Regions from separate parts of the Homo sapiens genome. Here region 2 is linked to region 1. Evidence: chromatin loops called from intact Hi-C (ENCODE). Cell type or tissue: left ventricle myocardium inferior. All regions are shown on one strand. Each heading gives the region's core, and the rest is flanking DNA. Links, peaks and the distances in the headings are about the cores only.

What was found. Peaks named below come from ENCODE experiments on the same cell type or tissue, not always from the same donor. Only the 100,000 strongest peaks of a DNase experiment are listed, where the experiment ranks them.
Region 2: a loop joins it to region 1, with 1.8 times the contacts of the local background. A loop is called at or near these places in 9 of 110 quality-filtered maps.

What each region holds. Positions count from the first base shown.
Region 1 is chr18:49,027,746-49,040,301 of GRCh38, forward strand. It overlaps DYM (dymeclin), which reads right to left. Exons shown (of 18, transcript NM_001353214.3): 18 at 8,642-12,556. It overlaps DYM-AS1 (DYM antisense RNA 1), which reads left to right. Exons shown (of 5, transcript NR_148999.1): 4 at 12,255-12,324. Among named protein-coding and RNA genes, the nearest start is that of DYM-AS1, 10 kb to the left of the region's middle. RefSeq lists a silencer at 2,036-2,184. In left ventricle myocardium inferior, for the core only: no CTCF peak of the experiment used is centred there; no DNase peak of the experiment used is centred there.
Region 2 is chr18:48,976,520-48,989,075 of GRCh38, forward strand. No RefSeq gene overlaps it. Among named protein-coding and RNA genes, the nearest start is that of SMAD7, 32 kb to the left of the region's middle. RefSeq lists an enhancer at 7,329-7,830. In left ventricle myocardium inferior, for the core only: no CTCF peak of the experiment used is centred there; a DNase peak (open chromatin) is centred at 7,402.

The sequences.
Region 1 (12,556 bases), core at 2,453-10,452:
CCTGCCCATCCCTGCGTTCCCTGTCCTTCTTCCTGAAAGAGTCTGTGTTAGTCTGTTTCATGTTGCTATAAAGGAATGCCTGAGGCTGGGTAATTTATAGAGGTTCGATTGGCTTATGGTTCTGCAGGCTGTACAGGAAGCATGGCACCAGCATCGGCTCAGCTTCTGGTGAGGCCAAAAGAAGCTTACTGTCATGGCTGAAGGCGAAGTGGGAGCCAGTGTATCACGTGGCGAGAGAGGGAGCAAGAGAGCCAAGGGGGAGGCCCCAGACTCTTAAATGACCAGATCTAACTGAGTAAGAACTCACTCATCCCCAAGGGAATGGCACTAAGCCACCCATGAGGGATCCGCCCCCATGATCCAATATCTGCCACCAGGCCCCACCTCCAACATTGGGGATCACATTTCAACATGAGATTTGGAGGGGACCAACATCCCAACCATATCAGAGCCTGATTAATATCCTGGGACTCACTCTCCTCTCCGCAGCTAAGTGGGCTGGCCCCCGACCCTGATTCGGTGCCATGATGGGGACTCCTGTCCTTGCCAATAATGGTTTAGGAATGGGTGTGGGAAACAGGCCTGGGCATGGAAATGTGAAGGGGCCTCTGGGAGAGGAGCCCCACTCCTGAGCTGTACTCCAGATGAGATCACGCTCTGATGTAACACCAGGAGCTGTGGCAGCCCTCTTGTGAGTATGAGGGAAGCCAGCCAGAGGGTGTCAAGTACAGAGGGACACAGCATAGGACCTTAGGATGGCACTGAGCTGCTGTCTTCGCCCTCACTGGGGCTTCCTAACCTGTGAGATGACACCAGCTCTGGTTTCCTTAGGGCTTACCATTTCTAGACACAGTGCTAAATGCTCACATTATTCAACCATTATTTCTTGTAATCAGGTAGATTACAAGGTGTGGGATGCAGATGTGCAGAAATCACACATAAATCCCTGCTCCCTGAGAAGGTACATTCTCCATTTAAAAAAATATAGTCTTGCTCTGTCATCCAGGCTGGAATACAAGGGCACAGTCATGGCTCACTGCAGCCTTGACCTCCTGGGCTCGAGGAATCCTCCCACCTCAGCCTCCTGAGTAGCTGGCACCACAAGCACACACCACCATATGTGGCTATTTTTTTTTTTTTTTTTTGTAGAGACAGGGTCTCACTATGTTGCCCAGCCTGGTCTCAAACTCCTGACTTCAAGTGACCCTTCTGTCTTGGCCTTCCAATGTGCTGGAATTACAGGTCCAGCCACATTCTCCATTCTTTGAATGCTATTTCACTTAAGCCTCAAACCATAGCCTAAGCTGAAGTGCACACATCATGGTCTGTCTTCGAGACACAATCTCCCCACATAGAGAGGGCTCTCCAGACAGTAGAGGCTGGAAAGCAAAAGGCTTCATTCTCCAGGCACTTCTGAGGCTGGGGTTCTGCATTCAGCCCAGCTTTCTCCAAGAAGGGCCACCCAGCTGGGACTTGGAAAGTGGAGTGAGCATTGGGTACGGCAAGTACGTGGGCATGCAGGCAAAGTAGTGGCCCTTGGCTTCTCCGGGGTCATTGTGGGCAGAGTCTCACGACTGGTCTCTAGCTGCATGGCAGGATGCCGAGTGTTGGGCAGGGCAGCAGCCACGTTGCCTCTCAGTCCTGGGGAGCAGTTGGGAGTTTACCCTGGCTGGGTGTCATCCAAGCTTAGGTCCCTGGCTCACCCTGGAATTGGGCAGCTATCTAATATTCAGAAATAAACGCTTTTTTCCCCAAATTAGCTCAAGTAGATTACATGTTTACTGCAAATAACATCACCTAAAATGCACTTACGGGAGATGGCTGGTGGTAGATGGTGGGAATTCACCCAGCATGGGTAGAAAGCTGGTGTCTCTTGTTATGCAGTGGAAAAAGGTTAGGTCAAACTCTTGCCTCCTGTATGTAGGAAGGAAGGCCACAGCCAGACATGAGGCCGGTGCAGTCACAACATGGAACTGTCTTCGGGCTCCTGTTCTTTGGGGAGGGTGTGTGGTGCTCTCTGCAGGGGAAGGCGGCTGTGCGTGGATGTTGGATAGGGAAAGGGAGACATCATTAAGTAACATCCTCCTTCACCTGCATTTCCCCACGGCCCTTCCGGTGCACCAGGACCCAGGAAATAGAGCCGAAGCAAAGTCACAGTCTTCCTGGGCTTGCGAGTCAGAGGGTGCAGGTTGGGGTAGCCAGTGTGGCTGGAAGAAGAGGGACAATATACTAGAGAGGAAGGAGCCCCAAATTTGCCAGTAATTCCTCTTAAGTCACTGGCTAAGCTGAGCCTGTGCAGAGCAAGACTCCAACCTAGAATTTTGAAAACATCTTCAAAAATGAAGATAAAAGAAAGGCATTTATAGATAGACAAAAGCTGAATTTGTCATCAGCATGGTGACCACCCTGTCCTGGGTACCCGTTATATCTACCAATGAGGAATAATCACATCATCATTTTTGGCAGCCACTACACACAACTGGAACTCCTAAATACTGTCCTGAGTGAAGCCACCGAGTGGGACTCGTTTTCCTAAACCCAAACCACCAGATGCAAGGGCTGAGCTCCACGATGGTTCCTGCCACATCTCATCCCTGGGACTCAGCCCATTCCTCTCTCTGGATCCTCTCTATCATGTGCTGTATTGAGTAGCCCCGTCACCTCATCATTCACAGATGTGGAGAACATTCTTTCTATATCTTCCTCCACACGCTGATAAAACTGTTGTACAGGGCTGGGCTGAGAAGCAGAGACCAGAACCATCCCTCTAGAAACCATCCTCAGATCAGTTCTCAAAGTCTCTGGGATTGGCACAACTTTGCATTCTTAAAAACTACTGAGGACTCCTAAAAACTTTTGTTTATGTGGGTTATATCTGTCCATATTTATTAAAAAATTAAACAGAAATTTAAAAATAGTAACTCACTAAAGAGTAACAATACTAAACCCATGACATGCTAACATAAATAACTTTTATGAAGAATACTATGTTTCAAAAGAAAAAAAGATTTGTGAAAAGAGTGGCATCGTTTTGCATTTTTGCAAATCTCTAGTGTCTGCCTTAATAGAAGACAGCTGGATTCTCATATCAGTTTCCACATTCAATCTGTTGCAATATCACACACATGCAGCTTCTGGAAAACTCCACCGAACATTCATGAAGGAATGAAAGAGAAAAGGCAAATAACATGATGATGATGATGATGATGATGATGATGATGATGATGATGATGATGAAAGCACCTTAGGGATCCCCAGGTCTCCTGATCCCACTTTGAGAACTGTTGCTTAGGTCACCACCTCTCCATTGGCGGGTGCCCTAACCCTCTAGTAACCCTGCCCAAAGAAGCAAATGGCCTGTTTTCGATGACTCTAACCTTGTTCCACCACACCTTGGTATAGGAAGATGTAGAAACTGAGCCCCCAAGAGACTGTGTCAGCCTGAGCTTTCACAGTTGGCACATGGAACTGAAACTCAGGCTCTGGAGTCATGGAAGATGATCACGGATGGGTGCCCACCCCCAAGCCTCCGTGATGGTTTGGCTGAATTACGTCCCTGGCTCACACGCTAATCTGTCTCATCTCCCCAAGTGCAGTGAAGGACCCTGGAGGCCAGGGAGGAGGTCTCTTCTCTGACAAGCTCTTCCTGGGCCCCCTTCAGGGACAGTGGACCCACTCTATCAGCTGCAATAGCAACATTTTCAAGGAAGCAATCCATGTCCCCATCCACATAGTGGGAGCTGGGTGCAAGGGGCTTCTCGATGTTCCAAAAAAATAAGGATTTTGAGGACAGTGGTGGGGTGTGGGAGAATGATGAGATCTGAGGTGCGGTGTGACTTCTCAGCCTCTTTCTCTGTCTTTCCTCTATCACGGGTGGGGCCGGGGCCCAGATGAGTACAGGCATGTGAGAAGATGGAAACGTGAACTGTAATGTCATGAGGATGTCACCCCCTTACACAGTGTCTCATGTAAACGTCCCGTTTCACAAGGAAGACGGTGACGTCAGGAAGTGTGGGGGACTTGCCAAGGCCACGCGGCCAGTGAATGCCAGAGTAGGGTGAAGAGTGGAGTTGCTTCCCCAAAGCCCAGGGTGGCCACGAGGGCTTTACATTTAAGTGTCTCTCCATGGCCTTGGCTCAGAGCTGGGGGCCCAAAGCCCAGACAGCAGCTGCCACACGTGTAGAGAAATTCCGTCTTGGGTTGGAGGCCCCTCCTCTGCCTCAGGAAGTGGTAAGAACACAGACCAGGAATCCCCATGCTTAGGGGGAGGGGGCCCTTCTCATGGCAGGCAGTGTTCCTGGCTGGGTGCGGAGGGTCGCCCTGCTCATGCTCAGGTGTGAGGCCCGACAGCACTGAGCGGGGGAAAGGGGCTGGGGGTAGAGACTGGGCTCATCAGGGCTTACTGACACCTACTGTGGGGTGTCAGTAAGTGTCTGTGGGGAGGGGCGATTTTGGCATTCATTTCAATGAACAGCCATTTCACTGGGCTCCATGCATCAGTCGGTAGAAATTCATTTAACAGTAATCGAATATCCAAGAGGAAAGCTTGAGAACTTAAGAAAAACAACCAACTCAACCTCCCAGAAGCCAGATCTTCTCTGTTTCATTCATTGTTTTAGGACTAGTTACAATACTGTTCCTCTAGCAAGACCCATCTAGAATTTAGTGGGTGAGGAAACATTTAAGAGAAATGACTAACTTATTCTGTGGTAAATTTCTATCAGTCTTGTTTAAAATGCAAATTAGCTTTAGATTAGCTTTAACAGTTTTAATTGTAAAATCTAATAAACATACAGAAAATACATAAGATGAAAATGAACAGTTCACTGATTTATTGCCAATGAAACACTTACATGACCACTGGCCATGAGGAAATAGAACGCTGCCAGCTTCCCGAGTCCCTCCTATGCCTCTCCCAATCACGGTCGCTTCTGTTTTCCCAAAAGTAACCCGTATCCTGGCTTTCACATTAGGCATGTACTTGTCCTTCTTCAAAGTTTTACTACTTAAGTGTACATCCCCAAACTATAGGTTTATTTTGGCCTTGTTTTCTGTATGTAAATGAGCTCATACAGTATGTATTCTTTTGTATCAGTCTTCTTTTAGATGCTATAATATTTGAGTTTCATCTGTGTAACTGAATGCAGCTGGTTATTTATTTTTCACTGCTGTATAGTATTACATTGCATAGATATATTGCTATTTATTTACACGTTCTACTGTTGATATTCCTGGTGTTTCCAGTTTTTAGGTATTATGAATAATTGCACTATCAACAGTCTTGAACCTGTTGCTAGGTCTTAGGGGATGAGTATCTTCAACTTTGGTAGATATTACTAAACAGTTTTTCAAAGTGCTATCAATTTATAGTCCTACATGGACTACATGTAGGGTATCAGATTTCCTGTTCTTCCACATCCTCACAAACACTTGATGTTGTTGACCTTTTTAACTTAGCCATTCTGGTGAGTGAGTAGGGGGTATCTCATTGTGGGTTCAATTTGAATTTTTCCTTGATTTCAGCACTTTTCTATGTTATTGGTGAACTGAAAACATTTTTGAGAAATGCCTGTCTTTTGCCAATTTTATTTTTCCTCATTGAATCCTTTATATAGTCTTTATTTGACTCCTTTGTGGTTCTATACATTACAAAGATCTGCTTTCACTCTGTAGCTTACCTTCTCACTCTCTTATTGATGTCTCTTGTTAAACAGAAGTTCCTAATTTGACCGTAATCTGATTTATCTGACCTTTTCTTTATGGTTGGTATTTTTTGTTTTCTATCTAAAGGACATGAAGATAGTCTCCTATGCTTTCTTCTAGAATATTATGGTTTAACATTTCACATTTAGCTCTATAGTCCCCTGGGAACTGATTTTGCAGACAGAGTGAAGTAGGGGTCAAGATTCATTTTCCCTTCACTGTGCCAACGCCATTTATTGGGGAAAAAAATCATTTCCCCATTACCCAGCAGTGTCCCTTTTGTCAAATCAATTGTCCTTATATATGTGGACCTTTAAGTTCTATTTCATCAATATGTTTTGTCTACCCTTATAACAATACTAAACTTAGAGTAAATTTGTAAGTCTTTGTTTTCGTTTTGAGATAGGATTTCGCTCTGTCACCTAGGTTGGAGTCCAGTGGTGCAGTCTCAGCTCACTGAAACCTCTGCCTCTGGGCTCAAGCAATCCTTCTGCCTCAGCCTCTCCAGCTGCTGGGACTACAGGTGTGCACCACCACACTTGGCTAATTTTTAAAATTTTCTGTAGAGACAGAGTTTCACCATGTTGCCCAGGCTGGTCTCAAGCAATCCTCCCACCTCAGCCTCTCAAGTGCTGGGATTATAGGTGTGAGCCACTGCACCTGGCCTATAGGTTTTAATTAGAGTACATCTGTAAGTTGTAGACATCTAGCAATGTAAGTATGGGCTTTATTCTTTTTCAAGGTTTTCTGTGCAATTCTAGGCGTTTTGCATTTCCATGTAGATTTTAGGCAAAACCAATTTGTCAAGTTTTCCCATTCCCCCAAAATACTGGGATTTGGATTGAGATTGCATTGAATCCGTAGATCAATTCTGAGATATCGAGCCTTCCAACTTATGAATCTAATGACCCTGGAGTGGTCCCTTATTTAGGGAACCCTTATTTAGATCTTTAGTTTCAATCACACTTTATTTTAGATTGATCTCTGAGTATTTGTTTTATTATTTATTTTTTTATTATACTTTAAGTTCTAGGGTACATGTGCACAACGTGCAGATTTGTTACATATGTATACATGTGACATGTTGGTGTGCTGCACCCGTTAACTCATCATTTACATTAGGTATATCTCCTAATGCTATCCCTCCCCCCTCCCCCCACCCCACGACAGGCCCCAGTGTGTGATGTTCCTGACCCTGTGACCAAGTGTTCTCATTGTTCAATTCCCACCTATGAGTGAGAACATGTGGTGTTTGGTTTTCTGTCCTTGGGATAGTTTGCTCAGAATGATGGTTTCTAGCTTCATCCATGTCCCTACAAAGGACATGAACTCATCCTTTTTTATGGCTGCATAGTATTCCATGGTGTATATGTGCCACATTTTCTTAATCCAGTCTATCATTGATGGACATTTGGGTTGGTTCCAAGTCTTTGCTATTGTGAATAGTGCCACAATAAACATACATGTTCATGTGTCTTTATAGTAGCATGATTTATAATCCTTTGGGTATATACCCAGTAATGGGATGGCTGGGTCAAATGGTATTTCTAGTTCTAGATCCTTGAGGAATCACCACACTGTCTTCCACAATGGTTGAACTAGTTTACAGTCCCACCAACAGTGTAAAAGTGTTCCTATTTCTCCACACCCTCTCCAGCACCTGTTGTTTCCTGACTTTTTAATGATCGCCATTCTAACTGGTATGAGATGGTATCTCATTGTGGTTTTGATTTGCATTTCTCTGATGGCCAGTGATGATGAGCATTTTTTCATGTGTCTTTGGCTGCATAAATGTCTTCTTTTGAGAAGTATCTGTTCATATCCTTTGCAATTTCATTGTCTAATTGTTTATTGCTAGCATCAGAAATACACGTTATTTTTGTCTGTGACCTTGTGTCCAGAAGCCTTGTTAATTTTACTAGTTTATTGGCTAATTCTTTAAATTATCTATATCCTCAATCATGTCATTTACAAATAATGATAGTTCATTTTCTTCTGACCCTACCCAATTAATTTAAAAGGAAATCTTGCCATACTAGGCCAGGAACTCAGGTGATAGTTTCCTCAACGTATAGCAAAATTGAATATTGTACAGTGTACATTTGTATACCCACCATCTGGATTCTACCATTCTAGATTTTACCAAGTTTACTATATCTGCTTTATCACATATATATCTATCCATCAAGCCATCCTTTTTTCCCTTTTCATGATGCATTTCAAAGTAATTTAAGGTACCAGTACACTCCCCACTAAATACTTAGGCATGCATAGCATCACCTAGCGACATTTTGAATAGAAGTGATAATAGACATCCTTTTTTTTGCTTCTGATCTCAGAATGAAAGCTTTTGATATTTTAAGTATGATGCGTTTGCTGTAGTTTTAAAATAATATTTATAAGATTAAGATAGCTTCCGTTTTTCCTAGTTCGCTAAACATTTCTAGCACTTGACTGCTGAATTTTATCACATTTTCCCCTGCATTTATTGAGATCATTTACTTTTCCTTCTGTATTCTTTGAATAACTCTAATTGATTTGTGAATGACAAATCCAATTTGATCATGATGTATTTTTACACATTGTTTTTGTAGATTGCTAGTTTCTGTTTGCATCTATACCATGAGGACTGGCCTATAATTTTCCTTTCTTGTATTGTTCTTGGCAAATTCTTTATATCTAAGGTTAAGCTGTTTTCATAAAACAAATTAGAAGGTTTTTCTATTTTCTGGGAGACTGTCTAAAACTGGCATTATTTCACTCTTAAATGTTTGGTTAAATTCACTACTGAAGCCATCTTGGTCTGTAAATTTCCTGTGGCAGATTGTAATTATGGACTCAATGTATGCGCTAGATATAGGATGATTCCAATGTTCAGGATCGTTTCATGTCAGTTTTGGAGAGTTTTTTTTTTTTTTTAAAGAATTTGTTCATTTTATGCAAAATCTAAAAACAACTTTAATGAGGCATACTTAATATATAAAACTGCACATATGTAATAAAGTGTACAATTTGATTAGACATATGTATACACCTATCACTGCAATAAAGATCATTTCAACTAGATTTAAAATTTATTGGTATTCATAATATTCTCTTAAATATGTATACATATTTTTGAGACACGGTCTCTCACTCCATTGCCCAGGCTGGAGTGTGGTGCCATGACCACAGCTCACTGCAGCCTCTACCTCCTGGGCTCAGGTAATCCTCCTACCTTAGCCTCTCCAGTAGCTGGGACTACAGGCACACACCACCATGCTCAGCTAATTTGTGTGTGTGTGTGTGTAGAGACAGGAGGGTTTCACCATGTTATCCAGGCTGGCTCTTAAATATTTTAAATGTCTGCATAATCTGAAGTAACTTACCTGTTTTCCTTTCTGATATTGGCTATTCCTCTCTCCTGCCCTTTCTCCTTCCTTCTTTGATCAGTCTTTTAAGGGGTTATGAATTCTTTTATTTATTTATTTTGGGACGGAGTCTCGCTCTGTTGCCCAGGCTGGAGTGCAGTGGCACAATCTCTGCCCACTGAACCCTCCACCTCCCAGGTTCAAGCAATTCTCTTGCCTCAGCCTCCTGCGTAGCTGGGACTACAGATGCCCACCACCACGCCCAGCTAATTTTTGTATTTTTAGTAGAGACGGGGTTTCATCATGTTGGCCAGGCTGGTCTTGAACTCCTGACCTCAGGTGACTCCCAAAGTGCTGGGATTACACATGTGAGCCAACATGCCCAGCCAATGAGTCCTCTTAATCCTTTTAAATAACCAACTTTTGACTTTGATTCCCTTTATTGTATATTTGTGTTCTATATCAGTAATTTGGCTTATTTTTGGGTTTCATGTGCTGTTTTTAAAATTTTTGAGGTAATTGCTTAATTGATTTTTAACCTTTCTTCTTTTCTAACATAAACATTTAAATATATATGTGTGTGTATATATATATATGAACAATAGACACTAGGGACTCCAAAACGAGGGAGGAAGGGAAGGAGAGAGGGAAGCAAGTGCTGAAAAACTTTCTATTGGGTACTATGTTCACTATCTGGGTGACAGGATCATTAGGAGCCCAAACCTCAGCATCATCAATATATTCTTGTAACAAACCTGAACAGGTACTCTTTAAATTTAAAATAAAATTAAAAGGTCTTCTAAGCATAGTTTTATTTGCATCCCACAAGTTTTTTCTCTGTTTTGATATGTAGTATTTTCATGATCAGTTCAAAATATTTCAAATTTCCATTAAGATTCTGACAGATGGGTTACCTGGAAATCTATTTCCAAAAATATGAGGATTATAAAATTATCTTTTTGTAAATAATTAGTCTTGATTCTATTATGGTCAGAGAACATATTTCATTTGAAGTATTTTCAGGTTTGTTGAGACTTTTTTTCTGAGACAGGGTCTTGCTCTGTCACCCAAGCTGGAGTGCAGTAGTGCAATTATAGCTCACTGCAGCCTCGACCTCCTGGGCACAAGTGATTCTCCTGCCTCAGCTTCCCAAGTAGCTGGGGCTATAGGCACATGCCACCATGCCCAGTTAATTTTTTTATTTTTTGTAAAGGTGGGGCCTCATTATGTTGCCCAAGCTGGTCTCAAACTCCTGGGCTCAAGTGATCTTCCTGACTTGGCCTCTCAAAGTGCTAGTATTACAGATGTGAGCCACTGTGCCTAGCCTGTTGAAACCTTTATAGCCCAGTATTTTGGAGTGTGTGCCATTTGTGTTTGAAAAGTATGTTATTGAGTTTGGTGTCCTACATACATCCGTTTGGTTTGCTCATTTCATTGCTTAAATCTTTTATAACTTGATTTTTGTATGCTAGTTTTTCTACCAATTAACAAAATAGGCATGTTAAAATATCACTCTGGTTGCATATTTGTCTAAATTTCCTATCAAATTTTCTTTTACATATTTTGAGTTTATATTTTAAGTGCATATAAATTTAGATTATCTTTCTAGTAATTGAATTGACCCTTTTATTTCTTAAAAAAATTATTGCCTTAAAGTTTACTTAAATATATCTACACCAGTTTCCTCATGGTTACTGTTTGCTGGGTATGTATTTCTCCATCTTTTTCTTCCAAAATTTCTAAATTCATGTTCTAAAAATGTCTCTTGTAAATAGCATATGGTTTAAAACAAGGCTGACAATATTTGTCAACATTTGAGCATTAGTCCATTTACATTTAGTGTAATAATGGATTTATCACAAATATCTTGCTTTCTATTTGTTCCACCTGTTCTGCTTTTTCTTCTTTCTTAGACTCTTTTGCAATTCTTAAATCTTCCACTGAATTGATTATTCGAATTCTCTCTTATTATGTGGAAAGCTATACACTTTTATTGATATCTCAAATATTATCATGCATACATGAGTTATCAAAGACTAATATTAAATGAATTTTTACTCTCTTCTTGGATGATGCCAAGTGTCTTAGAACACTTAAAATTCCCACATAAATCCTTTCATTTTCATACATTTTATTTCTCTATATATTTAAAACTCCATAAGACATAATTATTGTTTTATGTAGTCAATATTTATGTGTCATTTTCATTGCTCTTCAATCTTTCCTAGGGCTCTGTCCTTACGTTTGGGATTATTTTCCTTCTGCCTGTAAAACACCTTTTAAATTTTCCTTTAGGGTAGGCGTGCTGATTAATTCTTCTAGCTGTTTCTCTAAAAATGTCTTCATATCCTCTTCATTTTTGCAGGATATTTTCCCTGATTAGAAATTTTTAGGTTGGCAGTCATTTTCTTTCAGAACCATAAAAGGCAGTATTTCACTGTCTTCCATTGTTTCTGCTGAGAAGGAGCTGTCAGTCTAATATTATTGCTCCTTTAATGGTTATATTCCCTCTCCCACCCCAGCAGGTCTAAAATATTATTTTTCTTTGGTCTTCAACAGTTTTACTATGATGTTTCTAGGTGTGGGTTGTTTTTATTTATCCCACTTGGAGTTTGTGGGAGGGATTCTTGAATTTTTGGTGTGATATCTTTCATGAGTTTTGGAAAAGTTCTCAGCCATTTGTTTAAATATTCCTTTCTTCTACTCTTTTGAGATGCCAACTACCCTGCATGTCTGAGCAGGTCAGACATGCTCACTGTACCCTTTAAGTCTCTTACCCTCTATTCTCCATGTTCTGTTTTTTTTACTATATAATTCCTGCTCCCACCCCTCACCCTCAATTTTTCATCTTACTCATTCTCTTTTCAGTTATTTCTAATCTGCTCTTAAACCTGTTCACTGTTCTTCTCATTACAGTACTTTAGTTATAGAATTTCCAATGCGCCTTTTACAGTTTCTAACTCTCTGTTGAAATTCTTGACCATGCGTCTCATTTTTTTGAACACAGTAACCATAGCTGTTTTAAATTCTGCGACAACTTTATCTGGAGTCTGTTTGGATATTTCTATTGTCTGTGTTTTCCTCTAATGGTTTTAATTCAAGTAATTAATGTTGTCTGGTCTTCTCCCATACCTGGGTATTTCTGATTGCAACACTGCAGAAATAATTTGAGGCCTTGGGTTATGTTTACTTCCTCCACAGAATTTGCCATTTGCTTCAATTGGGCACCTGAAGGCATCAGTAATCTGGTTTCACCTCGGACCACATTCAGGTACTGAGGTGGTTTAGAAGTTGAACTGCACTACCCATGAGGGATAGTCCAATGACAGTAATGGAGGACCAACCCTCAAGCTAAGGACAACTTGGAAATCTGGTAAAAATATTTTTAAAATTTGCTTGAAGGACCCCAGAGTCAACAAGATAGTTAAGTATTACTTGTCCAGTTCTATGGGGCTGCTTTTCCTCTGGGGGATTTTGCTAATGCCAGAGGCTGTGTCTGAGTA
Region 2 (12,556 bases), core at 3,035-11,034, 51 kb before region 1:
CACGCGGAGCGCCGCCGCCTCCCTGGGGAAGGGACCGAGGCGTCCGGCTTTTAATTATCCCCGGTGGGCGGGCGTGGGGAGGCCGCGCTCTGCTGGATAATTGAACCCTGGGACTATTCCCTCGTCAGCCCAAGCTCTTTATCTTAAGCCGTCCTTTCCTCTTCATCGTATTTAAATTTTACCCCTTCCTCTCCACGCTGGTGGGACTGCTTGAAAAACAATGAAATGGGCCGGTTAGGTGGCTCACGCCTGTAATCGCAGCACTTTGGGAGGCCCAGGCTGGGGGATCACCTGAGGTTAGGAGTTCAAGACCAGCCTGGCAAACATGGTGAAACCCTGTCTCTATTAAAAATACAAAAAAAAAAGGGGGGGGGGGAAAGAAATTGGCCGTGCATGTGGCGCATGCCTGTAATCCCAGCTACTTGAGAGGCTGAGGCACGAGAATCAGTAGAACCCGGGAGAAGGAGGTTGTAGTGAGCCGAGATGGCGCCATTGCACTCCAGCCTGGGCGACAAAGCGAGACTCCGTCTCAAAAAAAAAAAAGAAAAGAAAAGAAAAGAAAAGCAATGAAATGACTCCCCGCCTAGTTTAGGCAATTTGTGTTTTCCCGAATATCAAGGGTTCAGTCAATTTGCTCGCAACGAACTTGAGCCCTTCCTGTGGGCCAGGCCCAGTGTGCCCAGCACTGAAGCCACCGCTGCTCAGAAGCCACAGCAGGTTCTGAGGAGGCACAGCGGCGGAGAGGCCACCTCTTCCTGGTTCTGTTCTGCAGGCATAAAAGGGATCAGACTACTGACGGGCGAAGCTGAGTAAACCCCACATACATTATTATGCTGAGTGAAGAAGCCAAACACAAAAGGATACATATGGTGTGGCCCCCATTTATGGAAAACCCTAGAAGAGACAAATGTAGTCCCTAGTCCACCAAAAGTATTGGTTGTCTTGCGGTGGGGGTGGGGGCAGTGACTGGGATGAGGACAAGGGAATTCTGGGGGTGATGGAACTGTCCCATATCTTGATTCAGTCTCTGGCACCTGCGACCGCAGAGCACTCCCCACCCACCTACCGGCCTCTCTGGACCCTGAGACTTCAGGTTACTGAGGAGTCAGTAACCTTCCCCACTGGAAGGCCTTTCCCCCATGGCCCCTCACCCCCCATTCCTCCCTGGCCCTGGGTGCCCCATTTCCGGGAGCGGTTATGTGGATGGAAGTATACAGTTGTCCCAACTCATCCAACACTGAATGCAAAATGGGTGCATCATACTGTATGTAGGTGGTACCCCAAGAAAGCTGGCCGAAGCCCTAAGGGTGTGGGAAGCCAGGAGGCTAGGAGGCTTGGTGAGGGTAGCACTTTGGTCATGGAAGGGGATGGAGAGGAGAAACGTTGCTTGTTGAGGTCTCCAAAGAGAAGGCGTCACATGTTTTATGGAAATCTTACAAGCCCCAAATGTTACTATTATTATCCCCGTTTGACTACTGGGGAAACAAACTTAGGCTGAGTGAGCTGCCCAGCCTCCCTAACCCTGTCCCTGGCAGATGGTACTGAGAGGATCTGTCTTCCTCTCTCAGTGGACACGACAGATTCATCGCTGTGTGGGGGACACCGAGTGTGAGCGTCAGGGTCAGCAGCAGGGCCTTGGAGGCAGAGGGGACCCTGTGAGAATCCTGCCCTCTTTCTAGTGCTGTGACCTGGGCCATATTGGCTTCTCTCAACCCCAGGCCAAGTCCTCCCCTGTGTAAGATGGAGAAGGTCCCACCTCGGGCCTGGCGTGAGGAGATGAGGGCGCTTAGGTGGGTGCCTGGTTCGAGGCGTGCCCGTGGTGTTAGCTGTACCTCTGTGACCTTGGGCGAGTCCCTTCCCTGTAAGGGCCGCAGTGTCCTCATCTGTAAAATGAGAGGGTGGCTTTAAAGTGCCTTCCACATCCTGGTATCCTGGAGTATTTGGAGGGGCCACGGGGGAAAAGCAATGGAGGAACTTCCGGGGAGGGGCAGCAGGTGCAATTGAAGGAAGGAGGTGTCCCGGGCATCCCCATTGCTTCTGTGGAACCCAGGAGGGTGAGGGGTCTGTGGGGTCGTGTTCTGACCCATGTCCTGCACCATGAAGGGGAGATTCCTCCAACACCATGGCTGAGGGGGCCGCAGCATTGCTGGAACTCATCAAGGGCATAGGGGGTGGGGCTTTGCTCCCTTAGGAAGCGGCCTCCTCCACCGTTGGGCAGTTCCGGTTTCCAGAACATCATCCTTGTGTGGACCCAGCATCTCCCCCAGATCTCTTCTGAGCCTCCGACCAGGCACCTCAAGCTGAGGGCATCCCTTGACCAGGAATATTTTCCTCGGCTCAGTCTGTCCAGACCGTTCCCTCCCTAACTAAGGGATAGTCCAGAGTTCTGGAAGGAAGGGCCTTCCTGAGGGGAGGCCAGCTGTGCCTGCCCACTGAGGACCTTCAGCCCGTTCTCTGCCATTGCAGACCCCGTGTCGGCCCCACTCCCAGGGGCAGGCGAAGGCTTGGCCACTGAGACACCTGAGTTTCTGGCTCTAGGACGTGGCACCCTCACAGCTAGGCCTCCCAGCTCTCCCTGCACAGAGGCCACCCAGCCTGGGAGGCTTGCAAAGTGCAGCACAAATTCACACACCCCACATCACACACACCCACACACAGCACACACACATACACCACACGCATACCACACTAATTCTCCATTCTCACACCATGTACACACAACGCAACCCTCTCCAACCACACATACCTCGCTCCCTGCGTGTGTGCGTATATACCACATCCCCCACCCCCACACAACACACAACACAACCCTCTCCAACCACACATACCCCGCTCCCTGCACGTGTGCGTATATACCACATCCCGCACCCCCACACAACACAGTCACACTCTATACCCAGAGAGTCTCACATGTAGCACCCAGGTTGTGTCCTACACAAGGGTGCCCAGCTGAGGGTCTGAGGCAGCTCCCAGGGTCCTGGGGCAGGGCTGGGCACCTGGAGGGAGGAAGGGTGCCTCCTAACTGGCATGAAGGTGCCCTGTGCACTGGCTGAGACTCTGGCACCCATGACCACAGAGCACTCCCCACCCAACTCCAGTCCTCTCTGGACGGTGAGACATCAGGCCCCTGAGGACCCCCAGCCCTCCCTACTGGAAGGGCCTGCCCCATGCCCCACTCCACCATTCCTCCCTGGCCCTGGGTACCCCACTAGTGAGTACCTGGCTCCAGGCACAACTGGCTCTTCTCTCTCCAAGCCCCTCAGTCTCTTAGTACCTGGACCATTCCCTTCATCCCCCACATGCTTATGGGGCACCTGCTGGTGCCAGGCCCTGGCTCAGTGCTGGGGAGCCAGAGGGGACAAAGTCACACTCATCCTCAGCAGGCATCTGCCATCTACACACCAATGGCCATGCCCAGGGAGCAGGACTGTGGCAGAACATCCCTGGCAGCTGTGGGAGCCCCCTGACTAGGGAGCAGTCAGGGAGAGCTTCCTGAAACAGGTGGCAGTAGACAAAGGCACACGCCTTCTAACTGCTGTGACTCACTGCACGCTGATCTCTGCCCCCTCTCACCACAAAGGGAGGCCGTGGTGTGGAATAGAGACTGGGCTTTAGTCGCAACCTTGGGAAAGTGTATCAGCCTCGGCCTTAATGTCCTTGTCTGTGGGATGAGAATTTCAACACTGCCCTTGCAGGAGAATAGTTGAGGTGGCATAAGGTGGGTGCTGAAGCCAGACAGACTACCTTCAGTCTCAGCGTCGTCACTATGAGCCATGCAACCTTGGGGAAGCTAGCTTCCCTTTCTGGCGCAGTGTCTTGTCTGTAACATGGGAGTCCTAACAGGAAGTCTCTCATAGAGTTATTTTGAGTATTTAAAGCATTTTGATTTGGAAAGGGTTTAGAATAGTGTTTGGCCCACAGTGAGCACTATGTGTACAGAATATATGGACATGCTGAGCAGTCCTGTAGGTCATGGGGGCTCACCAGATACGCCATGATGAACATGACCTTGGATATGTTTCTTCCCTCTGGAATTTGAACTCTTTAACTGTCTCTGAAGGGAGAGATGGCAGGCTGGGGCAGAGACATGTTTGCTGTGCTCCATGGAGACTCACAGCCAGCCTGGGCCTTGGTTTGTGGAGGGGTGGGGCAGTGACAAGGAGGTGCCCTCGGTCCATAGGTGAGTGGCCAAGGGTGCTGACCTTGTGCCCATCTCCTCCCAGCTGGCACTGTCTCTGGGAAGATGTAATGCCACCCATGGTGATTTCATTGCGGCCCTAACCTCTCCTTTCCCTGAACATAGGCTGCCCCTTGGCTTCAAGCAGATTTCCATTATTACTCCTGTCTTCTCATTCATTTCCTTCTTTTCTTTTTTTTCTTTATTCTTTTTTTTTTTTTTTTTTTTTTTTTTGAGAGACGGTCTCCCTCTGTCGCCCAGGCTGGAGTGCAGTGGTGTGATCTCGGCTCACTGCAACCTCCTCCTCCTGGGTTCAAGCAATTCTCCTGCCTCAGCCTCCTGAGTAGCTGGAACTACAGGCACCCACCACCACACCCGGCTAATTTTTTGTATTTTTAGTAGAGACGGGGTTTCACCGTGTTAGCCAGGATGGTCTTGATCTCCTGACCTCGTGATCCACCTGCCTCGGCCTCCCAAAGTGCTGGGATTACAGATGTGAGCCACTGCACCCAGCATTTCCTTCTTTTCAAAGTAAATATGTAAATACAAAAGAGCCTGGCCGTTCCTTGCAGAGTTGAATATAGATTTCCTCTGTGACCCAACGGTTCCACTCCTCAGTGGAATGAAAACATGCACCCTCATCTGTGACATGGGAGTTATGACAGTAATGACTTACACAGGAACGCATCCGTGAATGTTCACACAGCATTGTTCATGATAGCCGAGAGGTGGAAACAACCCAAACGTCCGTCCACAGATGAGTGGATAAATAAAATGTGGTCTATCCATACCATAAAATATTATTTGGTCATAAAAAGGGGTGACAGACCGATACGTGTTCCCACATAGATGGGCCTTAACATGGATGAAGACTTCATGCTATGTGAAAGAAGCCAGATGTTGAAAGCAACATATTGTAAGACTCAATTCATTTGTTTTTGTTTTTGTTTGAGATGGAGTCTCACTCTGTTGTCCAAGCTGGAGTGCAGTGGTGCGATCTCGGCTCACTGCAATCTCCGCCACCCAGGTTCAAGCGATTCTCCTGCCTCAGCCTCCTGAGTAGCTGGGATTACAGGCACCTGCCGCTGTGCCTGGCTAATTTTTGTATTTTTAGTAGAGACAGGGTTTCACCATATTGGCCAGGCTGGTCTCAAACTCCTGACTTCAGGTGATCCGCCCTCCTCAGCCTCCCAAAGTGCTGGGATTACAGGCATGAGCACCATGCCCAGCCAACTCCGTTTATTTGTAATGTGCGGAATAGAAAAATCTATACAGACAGAAAGTAGATTCGTGGTTGCTTCAGGCTGGGGAGGAGGTGAGGGTGATGGGGGTTGGGTGGGAGGAAGATAGCTAGCAGATATGGGATTTCTTGCAGTGATGAAAATGTTCTAAAATTGACTGTGGTGATAGTGGCATGTATCTGACTGTCCTAAAAATCATTCAGTTATACACTTTGAATGAATGATTGTGTGATATATGAATTATATCTCAATAAAACTACTGAAACAAATAAATACACAAGGAAATACAAATATGGTTCTTTCCAGCCAGGAAAAGTGGTCCTCTTTTTGGGGTGGGGACAGAGTAGCAAGTCCGGGGCAGAGCTTGGTGTCTTCATGATCTCCCGCAAGCACCTCTCCAAGCCCATGGGCCACCCACAGTCTAGACTATCCTTCCCCTTCTTCTGTGACTGCGTGCACAGTACAGCTTATCTCACCTTCCTGCTTCCCTTCCTCCCCACCGCTAACTGCCCAGGAAATCCCTCTCACTCACTGTTCGGCACCCAGCTCACACATCACCCCTCCTCTGTGTGTCTGCTGGCCACCCTCCCCCAGAACCTTTTGCTCCCTAGTGGGCGTCCCTAGGATTTTGCTTGTTTGGTCGTTAAGGGGATTATGATTCTTTAGTTGTCTCTTTCCACAGGTGAGCAGAAATTCCTTGCAACTGTCTCATACCTGGTTTATTCTTGGAACAAAACTAGGTGCTAAATAAATGCTTGTACAGTTAATTTGTAAACAGGTACTTGAACTGAACCAAAGAATCACAACTTTCCAACTGAAAAGTTCAACCCTGAACTCAGATATGATGATGATGATTTTTTTTTTTACCGATTCCTTATTTGTCAATTTTCTTTAACCCAAGAAGTACCCAATGAACCAGTTTGAATTGGAACCAGATCTATGCATGTTCTAAATGTATTCCAGTTGGACTGGAATAAAATTAGAACAATATTTTCCAAGCTGAAAACATCCCAAACTAAAGCCTTAAGGGTCTAAGTGCCCTTTGTTCAAGGGACTCTTGAAGGGCTGGGTCCCTCCTGGCCTTGAGGTACCTGAGACCCTAAGGTTCTCAGCTTTCTGAAACTTGTCCTGATCTCCCCGTGATCCACTCTCATAATGAACTGTTGTGACATGGAAGCCAGAGACGATTATCTCTGTTTTACAGATAGGGATCAGCCCTGTCAAGGTCACACAGGCAGGACCTGAGGCCAGATCTGCCCCTGCAGGCCTGGTTCCTAACCACTCTGCTATTTGACTCCATGGCAGGAAAAACATCTGCCAAAGACATTCCCTTAAGATGTCACCATAAAAAGGCTTAAGGTATTAGTTCTCTCTAGGGCATTTTCAGACAGTTCTTGGGGAATAGCTGTTTGTAAAAAGAGCTCACCATTTACTGGCCTTTTTTTTTTTTTTTTTTGATCACACCTTCTAAAGTATAAGCTGTTGGTAGAAAAGCATCTGCCATTGGTTTAGTATTCCCTGTGGGAATAGATTCTCCTGTGGGAGGCTCTGATGCTGGGCCTGCCCTGGAGATTCTGGCTCAGTAGATCTAATGGGTGGGGGTGGGAAAGGGGGTTCTGCTTTTTTTTTTTTTTTTGAGACAGAGTCTCGCTCTGTCGCCAGGCTGGAGTACAGTGGCGCAATCTCGGCTCACTGCAACCTCCACTTCCCTGGTTCAAGCAATTCTCCTGCCTCAGCCTCCCGAGTAGCTGGGATTACAGGCGCATGCCATCATGCCCAGCTAGTTTTTGTGTTTTTAGTACAGCCAGGGTTTCACCATGTTGGCCAAGATGGTCTCGATCTCCTAACCTCATGATCTGCCCGCCTCAGCCTCCGAAAGTGCTAGGATTACAGGTGTGAGCCACCGCACACTGCCAGTTCTGCATTTTTTAAACAGGTCCCTGAAGTGATCCTGAGGCTCACTGCAGTTCATGCACCATTGTCATACAGCACTGAGCGCTTGGCAGGCAGCCAGGATTTGCTGATGAAAGGAAGGAAAAACAGAGAAGGAAGGGACTGAGAGCTCACTGAAGTATTTCACAAGATAATCTTTTTCTGCTTGGTACACAGTAGGTGCTTAATAACAGTTGCATGTACAATAAATGAATGCCTGTGGTCATCCAGACCAACAGGCCAGTGAGCAGCCTGGGGACCCATTGGAGCTCCTCCAGGGTCACTGTGCTCTCCAGAAGCGGTAACTGCTAGCCACATGTAGCTATTTAAATGAAAATGAAGCTGGTCACAGTGGCTCACGTCTACAATCCCAGCACTTTGTGAGGCAGAGGTGGGAGGATCACTTAAACCCAGGAGTTTGGAACCAGCCTGGGCAACACAGTGAGACCCCATCTCTACAAAAAATTTTCAAAAATTAGTTGGGTGGGTGGTGCATGCCTGTAGTCCCAGCTACTTGGAAGGCTGAGGCAGGAGGTTTGCTTGAGCCGAGAGAGGTCGAGGCTGTAGTGAGCTGTGATCATGCCACTTCACTCCAGCCTGGGCAACAGAGAAAAACCCTGTCTCAAAAAATAAATAGGCCAGGTGCAGTGGCTCACACCTGTTATCCCAGCATTCTGGGAGGCCAAGGCGGGCGAATCACCTGAGGTCAGAAGTTCAAGATCAGCCCAGCCATGGTGAAACCCCATTTCTACTAAAAATACAAAAAATCAGCCAGGTGTGGTGGTGCACACCTGTAATCCCAGCTACTTGGGAGGCTGAGGCAGGAGAATCGCTTGAACCTGAGAGGCGGAGGTTGCAGTGAGCCGAGACTGCGCCATTGCACTCCAGCCTCGGCAGCAAGAGCGAAACTCCATCTCAAAATAAATAAAATAAATAAAATAAAATAAAATAATTAAATAATTAAAACAAATGAAAGTCAAAGATGAAGTTCCTCGGTTGCCCTAGCTACATTTCAGGTGCTCCATAGCCACATGGCTCATTACTACTGTATTGGGCAGCATAAATGCAGAACATCTCCATCATTGCACAAAGTCCTACAGGATGGCAGTGGGTGGGTGGGGTGGCTGTGGGTAGAATGGAGAGGAGAAATAGGAGAGGTGGAGAGAGAATGAGAAGGCAGAATAAAGAGAAAAGAGAGAAGGGGCACAGGTGCTGAGGTTGAACAGTGAAGGTACAAGGGCTCCCGGGGCTTGATGGGTCACTAGCCTGGACTGGTCACTGATGCAGGCTTCAGGTCAGGGCCCAATTCTCTTCTCTCCTCTAACAGTGCTTCAGGAGAGCTGAGGAACTTGTTGGATATGGAGCTGGGCACAGCAAAATCTCCACCCCCAGCTCAGATGGAGGAGAAACCTGGTGCTCCAATAAAGGAGTGTTTATCCCTTTAAGAGTCACAGCCCTGTCCAATTTTGAATATAAATTTTCCTTGAATCTATCACATATTGCCCTGAGCAGAGTTGAGTGCTTTCTTGGTGACTCGCGATCCCCTCTATGAATCTTATCATTTCCTTGGGCTTTGAGAGCCCACGACTTCAGAGCACTATGGCAGCCAGCACCCCACCACCCCATCCCTATACCAAATACTCCAGACAGCCAAGTTTTGATCATTTTTTCCCATAACAGTTCTTTTCCCTCCTTGCACCTTTTTCTCCTGCATGGATTTGGATATCTGTTCACACAGGCAGTTGCAACTGTACGTAACATATGAATTCAAAGGTTTTGACTGAAGGCTCACGAATAAACAAAGAGCTTGTGTTTTAGAGCAGGGGTTTTTAATGTCTATTTGGGCTGCTCAGAAGTCTTTTCTATTTTAATTCTGGTCCTATGGGGGTTTTAGATACATGGATTTGTGACTAGTTGACATGTCACCACTCATTGTAAATAAATACAGTTTCTTTTTTTCTTTTTCTTTTTTTTTTTTTTTTGAGACAGAGTTTTGCTCTTGTTGCCCAGGCTGGAGTGCAATGGCACAATCTCGGCTCACTGCAACCTCCACCTCCCGGGTTCAAGCGATTCTCCTGCCTCAGCCTCCTGAGTAGCTGAGATTACAGGCATGTGCCACCACACCCAGCTAATTTTGTATTTTTAGTAGAGACGGGGTTTCTCCATGTTGGTCAGGCTGGTCTCGAACTCCCGACCTCAGGTGATCCGCCAGCCTCAGCCTCCCAAAGTGCTGGGATTACAGGCATGAGCCACCGTGCCCAGCCTGTAAATACGGTTTCTAAAGAGATCAAGTCCTTGCCCCAAGATGCTTCTTTTAAATTACCCATGACTATCCACCGTGTCTTCGAAAGTGGGGATCAGAGCTAAGACTGTCAGCAGCACTTTCTCGTCCTCTTCTTCCATTCTTTCTCCCTCCCCAAAAATAGAGGCTTTGGGATTCTCCTTGTGTACAAGGAACCACCAAGTCTGACTTTTTTTTTTTTTTTTTGAGATGGAGTCTCACTCTGTGGCCCAGGCTGGAGTGCAGTGGTGTGATCTCAGCTCACTGCAACCTCTGCCTCCGGGGTTCGAGCGATTCTCCAGCCTCAGCCTCCTGAGTAGCTGAGACTACAGGTGCCTGCTACCACGCCTGGCTCATTTTTGTATTTTTTAGTAGAGACGGGATTTCGCCATGTTGGCCAGGCTGGTCTCGAACTCCCGACCTCACGTGATCCACCCGCCTCAGCCTCCCTAAGTGCTGGGATTACACACGTGAGCCACCTCATCCAGCCCACCAAGGCTAACTTTTGAGGCCTTGGAGAGAGCTTTGGGGAACTGTTGGCTCTACCAGAGAGACCAACCCCCTATAAGATTTGGGCCATGATGACATTTCCATCCTCCAGTTCCCTGAGGAGGTCAGCCAGATAGACACCTGCTCAGAATCAGCCCTCTCAAGAGTGTCTTCATTTTAAAATAAGAACTTTTGGGGGAATAATGCTGAACTGAATAGCGTGGCTCTTGAGGGTGGAATGTCATGCCCAGGGACTGAGTGGGGACCACACAAGCCGAGCCTGTGGCCCTCAGCTGCCCAGTCAGGCCCTCCGAGGTGGCGGTGGCTAAAAGAGGGAGACACAGCTTCTCCAGGCTGCAGCCCTGCAGCCCTGTGCTCTGTCCGGACCTTGGAAGGCAAGAGCCAACCATTGTGTTTCCATCCTGGACATGCGGTGGGAGAAGGAAAGAAGCATTAGCTCACCCCCCGCCCTCCCACAGCCTCTGGAGGCTCCTGGACCCCCAGTGAGAGGGAGGGTCTGGACAATGAATAGGAAGGGAAAATGGGTCACATTCTTGTGGCCTACCCTTGGTGTTAGGACTTTCCACACCCCAAGATGGCTGCTCAAATGCTTTGACCTGTAACACTGTAAAAAGTGGGGGGGTTTCCAGTTCCTAGGCCCCAGTGGGGGTTCGCGTGCTCTCCTGCCATCCTCCCATTTCTGTTTGGACCACCCACCCGCTCATCCGGTGGTGCCTCACCCTTTCTTTCCTCCTGGGTTTCTAGAACCGCCCCCCCATCCCCCAGTATCAAATGCAATCCTTTCTCCTTCTGCTCCCAGATACAGATACCCGGTTTGTAAAGTCTGCTCTGCTCTGACTGGCGTGGTGGAGTGTGGCTCTCTGCTGCTTGCCTGTGACCCTGAGCGTTTTCCTCCCCTGGTTTCCTGCACATTTTTTTCCAGTCATCCCCCAGCCGGGCCTGCAGAGCTGCCACTGTCCCTGCAGCCTGCACGTTCCCCAGCCCTGGCAGCAACCACTGGGGCAGGAGGTCCTGGGCTCCTCAGCCCCTGGAAGACCCTGCGCCAGCCCCGACTCTAGACATCTGAGCTTTCGTGCTGCAGGCCTGGAGTTTAAGAAGACATGAGGTGAAAGTGTGAGAGCTAAGGGAAGGTCCTAACCCCTAAGATTATTTTCCACGAACGGGACAATCCAACAGCTCTGATTGAAAGTAAATTGGCCTTTCTGCAATTCTTTTTTTCTTCCTTCGACCAAATATGCTCTCTTCTGTTTTTCCCCCTCCACACCGGAAACTCTACTTACGATTTTTAAATGGTCCTAACTGGGGAGAGGAAGTTGATTGGCTGGGGAGAGAATTCCACCCTCGGTCCATATCCCACTGGGCCCAAAGTCAATAGAAGGGCCCTCCAGGCTCCAGGCGGCAGAAGACCGGACAAGCCACAAAGTATTTATTTTCAGCGGCTTTGCCCAGGCCCCAGCAGACAGAGATTTTATTGAATCTTGCCCCAAAACTGCTGGGATTAGGACTTGCTTGGCTACTCAGAGAGAAATAAGTTTCTTAGGGAAAAAAAAAAAAAAGTTGGCCTCTCCTGCCCTCCTCTTCTTTGCCCCTGTTCACCCTCCCCATGTGGCTTCCTTGTTTAAAAGTTTTCCAGGCCTGACGCGGTGGTTCACGCCTGTAATCCCAGCACTTTGGGAGGCCAATGCAGGCGGATCACTTGAGGTCAGGAGTTTGGGAACAGCTTGGCCAACATGGTAAAACCCCGTCTCTACTAAAAATACAAAAATTAGCTGGGCATGGTGGCAGGAGTCTATAGTCCCAGCTACTCAGGAGGCTGGGGCTGGAGAGTCACTTGAACCTGGGAGGTGGAGGTTGCAGCGCGCCAAGATTGCACCATTGCACTCCAGCTTCGGTGACAGAGCTAGATTCCGTCTCAAAAAAAAAAAAAGTTTCCCCAAATTTTCTTGTACTGAGGAAGAGGCTCATGTTTTTCTGAAAAGCCCAACACGCCTATCTCGACCCCTCTGGTCCTGTGGTGGGCATCGGTCTTGGGAGATCTCTGCTAACCCAGCCTGAGCTGGGGGAGGAGGGCCAGCTTCATACAGGGTGCACCCCCAGGAAGGTCTGGCCTCCCTGCAGCCTGCCCAGCCTTCAGGCCCGGAGATCAGGCAGCAGGGTCACTGTCAGGCCTTCAGCTCAGGAACTCAGAGCAGGCCCAAGGCTGGGGGCTCAGACGGAGTGAAGGTGGTCTCCTGGAGCCTGATAGGTGAGGGAGGCACTGGGGGCCTTCCCAGGGCACAGGTCTCGCCAAGCAAGGCCAAGGTCAAGGTCAGAATCAGGCAGAGCCGAGCTCCTCCGCTGGAGTTCTGAGTGTTCCTGTGGGACCCTAGGAAGCTGGCTACTTAGTGGCTTAGGGGGCTCCTGAGCTGACCCCAA